Linked DNA regions of Homo sapiens: region 2 is linked to region 1. A link is a contact called in ENCODE Hi-C or POLR2A ChIA-PET data. All regions are on one chromosome and are shown on one strand. The core of a region is the stretch at or near the end of the contact, and the rest is flanking DNA. Distances in the headings are between cores, read along the strand shown.

The links. Hi-C counts contacts between places; a loop is a spot of excess contacts on that map. ChIA-PET counts read pairs that join two places held with the same protein, here RNA polymerase II (POLR2A). Pooled maps may share reads with other maps.
Region 2: a loop to region 1 is called in a map of mammary epithelial cell, with 11 times the contacts of the local background. The contact joins two enhancer-like sites. A Hi-C loop is called at or near these places in 1 of 168 maps with a recorded cell type or tissue (mammary epithelial cell) and 1 of 50 pooled maps. POLR2A ChIA-PET finds 5 or more read pairs at or near these places in 3 of 52 experiments (AG04450, GM12878 and K562).

What each region holds. Positions count from the first base shown.
Region 1 is chr10:114,149,943-114,153,030 of GRCh38, forward strand. CCDC186 (coiled-coil domain containing 186) reads right to left here. Exons shown (of 16, transcript NM_018017.4): 4 at 1,150-1,278. Among named protein-coding and RNA genes, the nearest start is that of MIR2110, 23 kb to the right of the region's middle. Within about 2 kb of position 1,674, at least 2 of the 41 ENCODE cell types and tissues checked have a DNase peak (open chromatin) inside an H3K27ac peak, as active enhancers do.
Region 2 is chr10:114,300,656-114,303,982 of GRCh38, forward strand. AFAP1L2 (actin filament associated protein 1 like 2) reads right to left here. Exons shown (of 19, transcript NM_001001936.3): 12 at 1,684-1,829; 13 at 699-810; 14 at 1-35. Among named protein-coding and RNA genes, the nearest start is that of VWA2, 63 kb to the left of the region's middle. Within about 2 kb of position 1,504, at least 6 of the 41 ENCODE cell types and tissues checked have a DNase peak (open chromatin) inside an H3K27ac peak, as active enhancers do.

The DNA of each region.
Region 1 (3,088 bases), core at 424-2,923:
TTAAGCTCTTAGGCTCTGTATTTCCCTTCAATTGGTACAAAAGGGTTCAGAACTGATAGCAGGAGAGTTAAACATAACATTTCTAATGCAAGGAGTCAGCATGTTTTAAAGAATCATCCAAATAAAGGCTGAGGATAATCTGTTTCCTAAAGTCCTTCCAGAATGCCATCTACAGTAGCAGCTTCGGGGTAGAAAGGGTGGGATCCATCACATTCAAATAATGAAGGTGTGAGTTAACCCTTTCAGATTCAATTCATTGTGAAGACTAATTGTTAGTCAGATACTGTGCTAGGTTTTGTGGATACAGAAATGAAGATGACAAAGACGTCATCCATAAAGAGTTCAGGCAAGTAATAAAAAAGCACTGCTTAAAATTACCTCTTCTGAGATCATATATACCAACTTAAAAAGATTACCAAGGTATATTAAGTATGGGAAAAAAGGTTACAAAAAAGATGTATAGTATCATTCCAATCAAATGGGGGAAAAAAGTATATGACCATGTACAAATAAACATGTGTGACTTGTACATGTATATGTAGTAAGATACATAATCAAAATACCAATAATTAGCTATGGAACAAGGAATGGGATATAAAAGGATTGTAGGCAGGGGAAGAATATGTACAGATTAAAAAAAAAATTTTTATTCCATACACTTTTTTATTCATCTGTATGTATTTATATATTGCTTTAGAATTTTTAATGACTTACTATTTTTTTTTAGACAGAGTCTTGCTTTGTCACCCAGGCTGGAGTGCAGCAGTGCAATCTCGGCTCACTGCAACCTCCGCCTCCCGGGTTCAAGTGATTCTCCTGCCTCAGCCTCCCAAGTAGCTGGGACTACAGGGATGCGCCACCACGTCTGGCTAAACTTTTCGTATTTTTAGTAGAGATGGGGTTTCACCATGTTAGCCAGGCTGGTCTCAAACTCCTGACCTCAGGCAATCTGCCTGCCTCAGCCTCTGAAAGTGCTGGGATTACAGATGTGAGTCACCACGTCTGGCCTAATGGCTTACTTTTATATAAAAGAATCACCTAGTATTAATACAATAGTGAGGTCCAAAATAGTCTAACAGTGTTAGCTTATTTTAACAAACAAGAGTCACCAGAATATCAAGTTAATAATGACAACGATGTGAGAAATACCTGTTCCATCCGTTGGGCCATCTCTTTGTGTAACTGCTGAACTGCATTTTTAGCTGTAACGTCTTGAGCTATTAGTTGATCTCTGGAAGCTTTAACTTCTTTATTAAGTTCTTCTATTCTTGATTCTAACTGTAAAGAAAATTATTTCCAAATTATTTTTATAGCTATACCAAATACACCACCAATACTGCAAATAAATATAAACAAAGTAAATAAACATAAAGAATACAATGAATATACTTCAGCTATTGAAATAAAAACTTTTAGCAATGTTTCTATATCTCACTGTCATTTAGTAAAAATCTGGAGATTCCATTAAGTTAAGGTATCTGGCAACCCCTAGAACATCCACAAAGGAATAACACAAAGAAATACAGTAGAGTCCCGCCTTATCTGTGGCTTCACTTTCTATGGTTTCAGCAACCTTCAGTCACCCACAGTTCAAAAATATTAAATAAAAACTTCCAGAAATAATTCACAAGTTTTCAATTGCATGCCATTCTGAGTAGTGTGATGAAAACTTGTGTTGTCTCACTATGTCTCACTGAGACTGTGAGTCATCCCTTTGTCCAGCATGTCTGCATTGTACACACTACCTGCCAGTTAGTCGCTTAGTAGCCATCTCAGTTACCAGACTGACTATGGCAGGACGACAGTGCTTGTGTGCAGCAACACTTAGCCCTTAATTAATAAGTGAGTTTACTTATTAGTGGCCCCAGAGTATAAGAATAGTGATGCTGGCAATTCACATGTGCCAAAGAGAGGCTTTAAAGTGCTTATTTTAAGTGAAATGGTGACTTGAAAGAAAAAAATCATATACTGAGGTTGCTAAGATCTACAGTAAGAATGAATCTTCTATCCATGAAACTGTGAAGAAGAAAAAAGAAATTCATGCTAGTTTTGCTGTCACACCTCAAACTTCAAAAGTTATGGCCACACTGCATAAGTACTTTGTTAAGACGGGAAAGGAGCCAGGTAGTGGCTTATGCCTGTAATCCCAGCACTTTGGAAAGCTGAGGAGAGGGAATTGCCTGAGGTCAGGAGTTCAAGACCAGCATGGTCAACACAGCAAGACCCAATCTCTACAAAAAATTTTAAAAATTAGCTGGGCATGGTGGTGCATGCCTATAGTCCCATCTACTCAGGAGGCTGAGGCAGGAAGATTGCTAGAGCCAAGGAGTTTGAGGCTACAGTGAGCTGTGATCCCACCATGGTACGCCAGCCAGAGTGATGAGACCCTGTCTCTGAAAAAAAAAAAAAAGGATGAAAAGGGCATTCACTTGTCAGGGGCAGACATAAACAGAAACATATTCTGATTGATGGCAATCGAGTTCAGTGCTATTGACAATTTCATGCATCTACTTAGGATCTTGGAATAAATTCCCCTCAGATAAGGGGGAACTCTGTACTGTATAGTGAAAATATCATGAAAGAAATTTAAATGTTATATTGGACAACATTCACTTAATGCAAAAGAAGGCAGTGAAGGAGGAATAGGGGAAGAAAAAAGACATGAAACATGGAAAACGAAAGATATGGCAGACATAAATCCCACCATCAATAATATTAAATGAAAGTGGATTTAATAATCCTATCAAAAGGCAGAAACTAACAGACTTAATTAAAGAAACAAGATTCAACTATATGTTGTCTATAGAAGGCATTTTAGGTTCAAAATGCAAGTAAACTGAAAAGAGTGGAAAAAAATATATAATGCAAACAGCAATCATAAGGAAGAGTGGCTATATTTACATAAAAAACAGACTAAAATTAAGAATGTTACCAGAGATAAAGAATAGCTCACAAAAATAAAACAGATCAAGCCATCAGAAAGATCTAACAGATAAATGTATATGCATCTAAGAATGTAGCATCAAAATATATGAGGCAAAAACTAACAGAAATAAAAGGGAAAATAAGTCAACAATAGTTGGAGACT
Region 2 (3,327 bases), core at 254-2,753, 150 kb after region 1:
TCTGCAACAGGGGTGGCTTCCTCGGTAGGCTCCACCTGCAGGAGAGAGTGAGTCTGGGGCATTCAACATTACCTCTACTCCCTCAGCTGTGGAGGGGGTACCAGCCCTGCCTCACAGTTCTGGTGCCCATCTCACAGTGTTCCAAGAGATCTCCCTCCCTGCTGGGGGGGCCACTGGCTGAGTCCTAGATATGTCACTCGAGGTGGAAGACCCAGACAGAGCACTTAACTTCCCTGAACCTTATTTCCTCATCTGTAAAGAGGAAAAGAGCAGCATCTTCCCATAAGGTGGTTAGGATTCAAGGAGATCATCTGCAGGAGGTCCTCAGCTCAGCACAGGGTTCAGTGCCCAAAACGTGGAAGTTGCCATCGGTGTGATCATCCCACTCAACAACCGATTTGGACCTGGAAGCCTACTGGTACCTCCACTCCCAATCCCACCACCACACCCCTAGCCCTGACGAGAGGGGTTCACCGGTGTTTCATCTAGATAAGTCCCCAAGCCAAGCAAACTGCACAGCCTCACATATAGGAGACAGCCTTGTTGCACTTAGGTGTCTGCACTACTGGCCTGGTAGGTGACTCAGAACCCACTCATCTCATCTCAGGGATACTCTAATGATCTCTGGCATCCAGGTGTTGAGGTTGGTAGGAGGAGGGCCTGGAGAGGCCCAGGCCACTGCCTGGCCGGGTCCTTACCGCAGCTGTGAGCTCTGACAGGTCCACGTCGTCATACAGCTCCTCCTGGCGGTCCTGGCTAGGCAGGCCATCGATGTAAGTGTTGGGCTCTGAGAACTTTCTCTGCATCAGTCTGGAAACAGGGCGAGGTGGCACACATGAAGCAGCCGGGGCAGGGTGGTGAAAGCACCAGACTCCAAGGATTCCCAGTGAGGAGTGGTTGCCGTGAAAGTGGTGGCCACACAAGAGATCTGGGGGCTGACACTCACCTCCATGGATCTGAGGGCACCTCCTCCCTCTTTTCCCAGTGCCTTCTTCCTGAAATTCTTGGTTCGAGATTTTCCTCCCAGAAAGACAAGCTTCCCTTGCCCATACGCCTCGTCCTAGGATCCCTTTGCCATCTTCTCCCCCATTCCTCCCTTCTAGGATCTCCTTCCAGCAACCACAACAAAAAACCCCTTCTCATTTCATCTTCACAATACACTTGGGGTGGCGCAGGCCAGACACTATCCCCGTTTGGTCCATGAGAAAACTGATTCTGTTTCAGTGGCTCAGCCGGCTTCCACGAGACTGGCTCTACCACCCTGACCAGAGAACGCCCTCTCCCTCAGCCCTAGTTTGCTCATCTGGAAACAGAAGCACCACCCCCTGACCTGCTTTTCTCCAGGGTGTGCTGGAGACCCAGTGAGGGATTCACCAGAAGGACAAGTAGGAGGTCAGGAAAGGTGACAGCTCTGCCTGGAGGAGCTGGAGAGTCTAACTGCCTCTGAGGATGCCAAAGCTGCCCCCGGGGCCCGAAGCCTGGCTCGGCTCCTTGCTCTTAGCTCAGCTCCTGGCTCTTGGCCGGGCCTCCCTGAGGGCTACTCCTTGGCTTCACATTTTCCTGCTGCTGGGCAGAGTGGGGTGGGACCCTGTGCTCCCTGCTGCCCCTGACTCTGGCTGACCCAGGGCCTACAGCATGGCCAGGAATAAGAGAGTGTACGGAGGAAGGGTCCAAATTACTCACAAGAGAGAGTTTTTGGCCGCACTCACAATACAGGAGACCCTATCGGCATCCACATAGTCGTAGGTGAACTCTTCTGGGTCTGTCTTGGAGCCTGACTCAGAGAGCAGGAGACCCAGCCAGTGGCCCATTTCCTCGGAAGACTTGGCCTGGAACGAGGCCAAGAGAGACATAAGCAGGGCCAGGCAGTGCTGCCTGGTGCCAGCCCCTCCCCACCAGGCCATGACCGTACCCCTACCCCTGAGCCTGCCCACGAAAGCCTCTGTAACAGCCCGGGGCTGTGCTTCTCCTGTTCACCAGCCTATCCCACCCCCCAGTGGCCCCAGATAATATTTCCTGTCGTCAGTGACATCTTGATGCCACCTCAATAATGCTGTGGACTTTTGTCCCAAGGGCCATATGAGATGTATATACATTGTGTTTCTAGGAGGTGAAAACTTATCACCAGGTGGTCACTATTAAAAACTGTTAGTGACCACCTGTTAATTAATAGTTTTTAAAATGATTAAAAAATTGTATGTCTTTTAAGTTGACACTTGTATTTTATGAACAATGCATGTCATTCCCCCAATCCCATATACAACAAGACTTCCTGGATCCCCAAGAAATAACAACATTCAAATTTATTTTGTTCATGGCTTCAGTAAAGTCGGGACATCTTTTAAATACCTTACACTAGCTCAGCTGCTAAATCATCATCAAAATCCCAGTGAATTTGGTATTTTTTTTTCCAGGGGACAATGCATTCTAATCAAATGCATCCATTGGGTACCTCAATTAAAATGTCCACACTGTTTCTTACCTTTATAATGAGAAAAAACTGCCCATTTAATCAAAGCTATAGGTTTATTTTGATGAGGAAAATCAGCCCCCTTTGGTATAACCCATAGCTCCATCACGTTTGCTGCTACATTCTCTTCATCAAAGAGGCCGTGATGAGCAGAATTTGACATTTAGTTGGTTTCCTTTTCCCAGTTTTTTTTTATTTTAAAGACAGAATCTTGTTCTGTCGCCCAGGCTGGAGTGCAGCGGTGGGATCTTGGCTCACTGTAGCCTCTGCCTCCCGGCTTCAAGCAATTCTCCTGTGTCAGCCTCCCAAGTAGCTGGGACTACAGGCGCCCACCACCACACCCAGCTAATTTTTGTATTTTAGTAGAGACAGGGTTTCACCATGTTGGCCAGGCTGGTTTCAAACTCCTGACCTCGGGTGATCCACCTGCCTCAGCCTCCCAAAGTGCTGGGGTTACAGGCGTGGGCCATCATGCCCGGCCCCCACTTAGTTTCAACTGGATTCTAAATACAGCTTTTCATGGGCCTCCCCTAGTCCAGGCTGCGTCTCTGCCCTGGACAGCTGCGACAGCTTCCTAGCAGGTCCCTTCTTGCCCCCTCCGATCCACTCCCACCCCAGTAGCTGGAGGAAGCATCTCAAAACCCCGATCTGAGCTTGCCGCCCTCCCCTGAAAGCCATCAGGGCTCCGTTGCTCCTAGGATCAAGCCCTGTCCCTCCCGCTCCAGCCTGTCACCCAGACCCCAGTACAAGTCTATAGCACCCTCCCCACTTCTTTCCAGCCATTGTAGCCCAGCGATTGGCTGGGTAATTTGCTGAATAACATCACACTCCCAAACTAGGATGTAAGTGCCACAAGG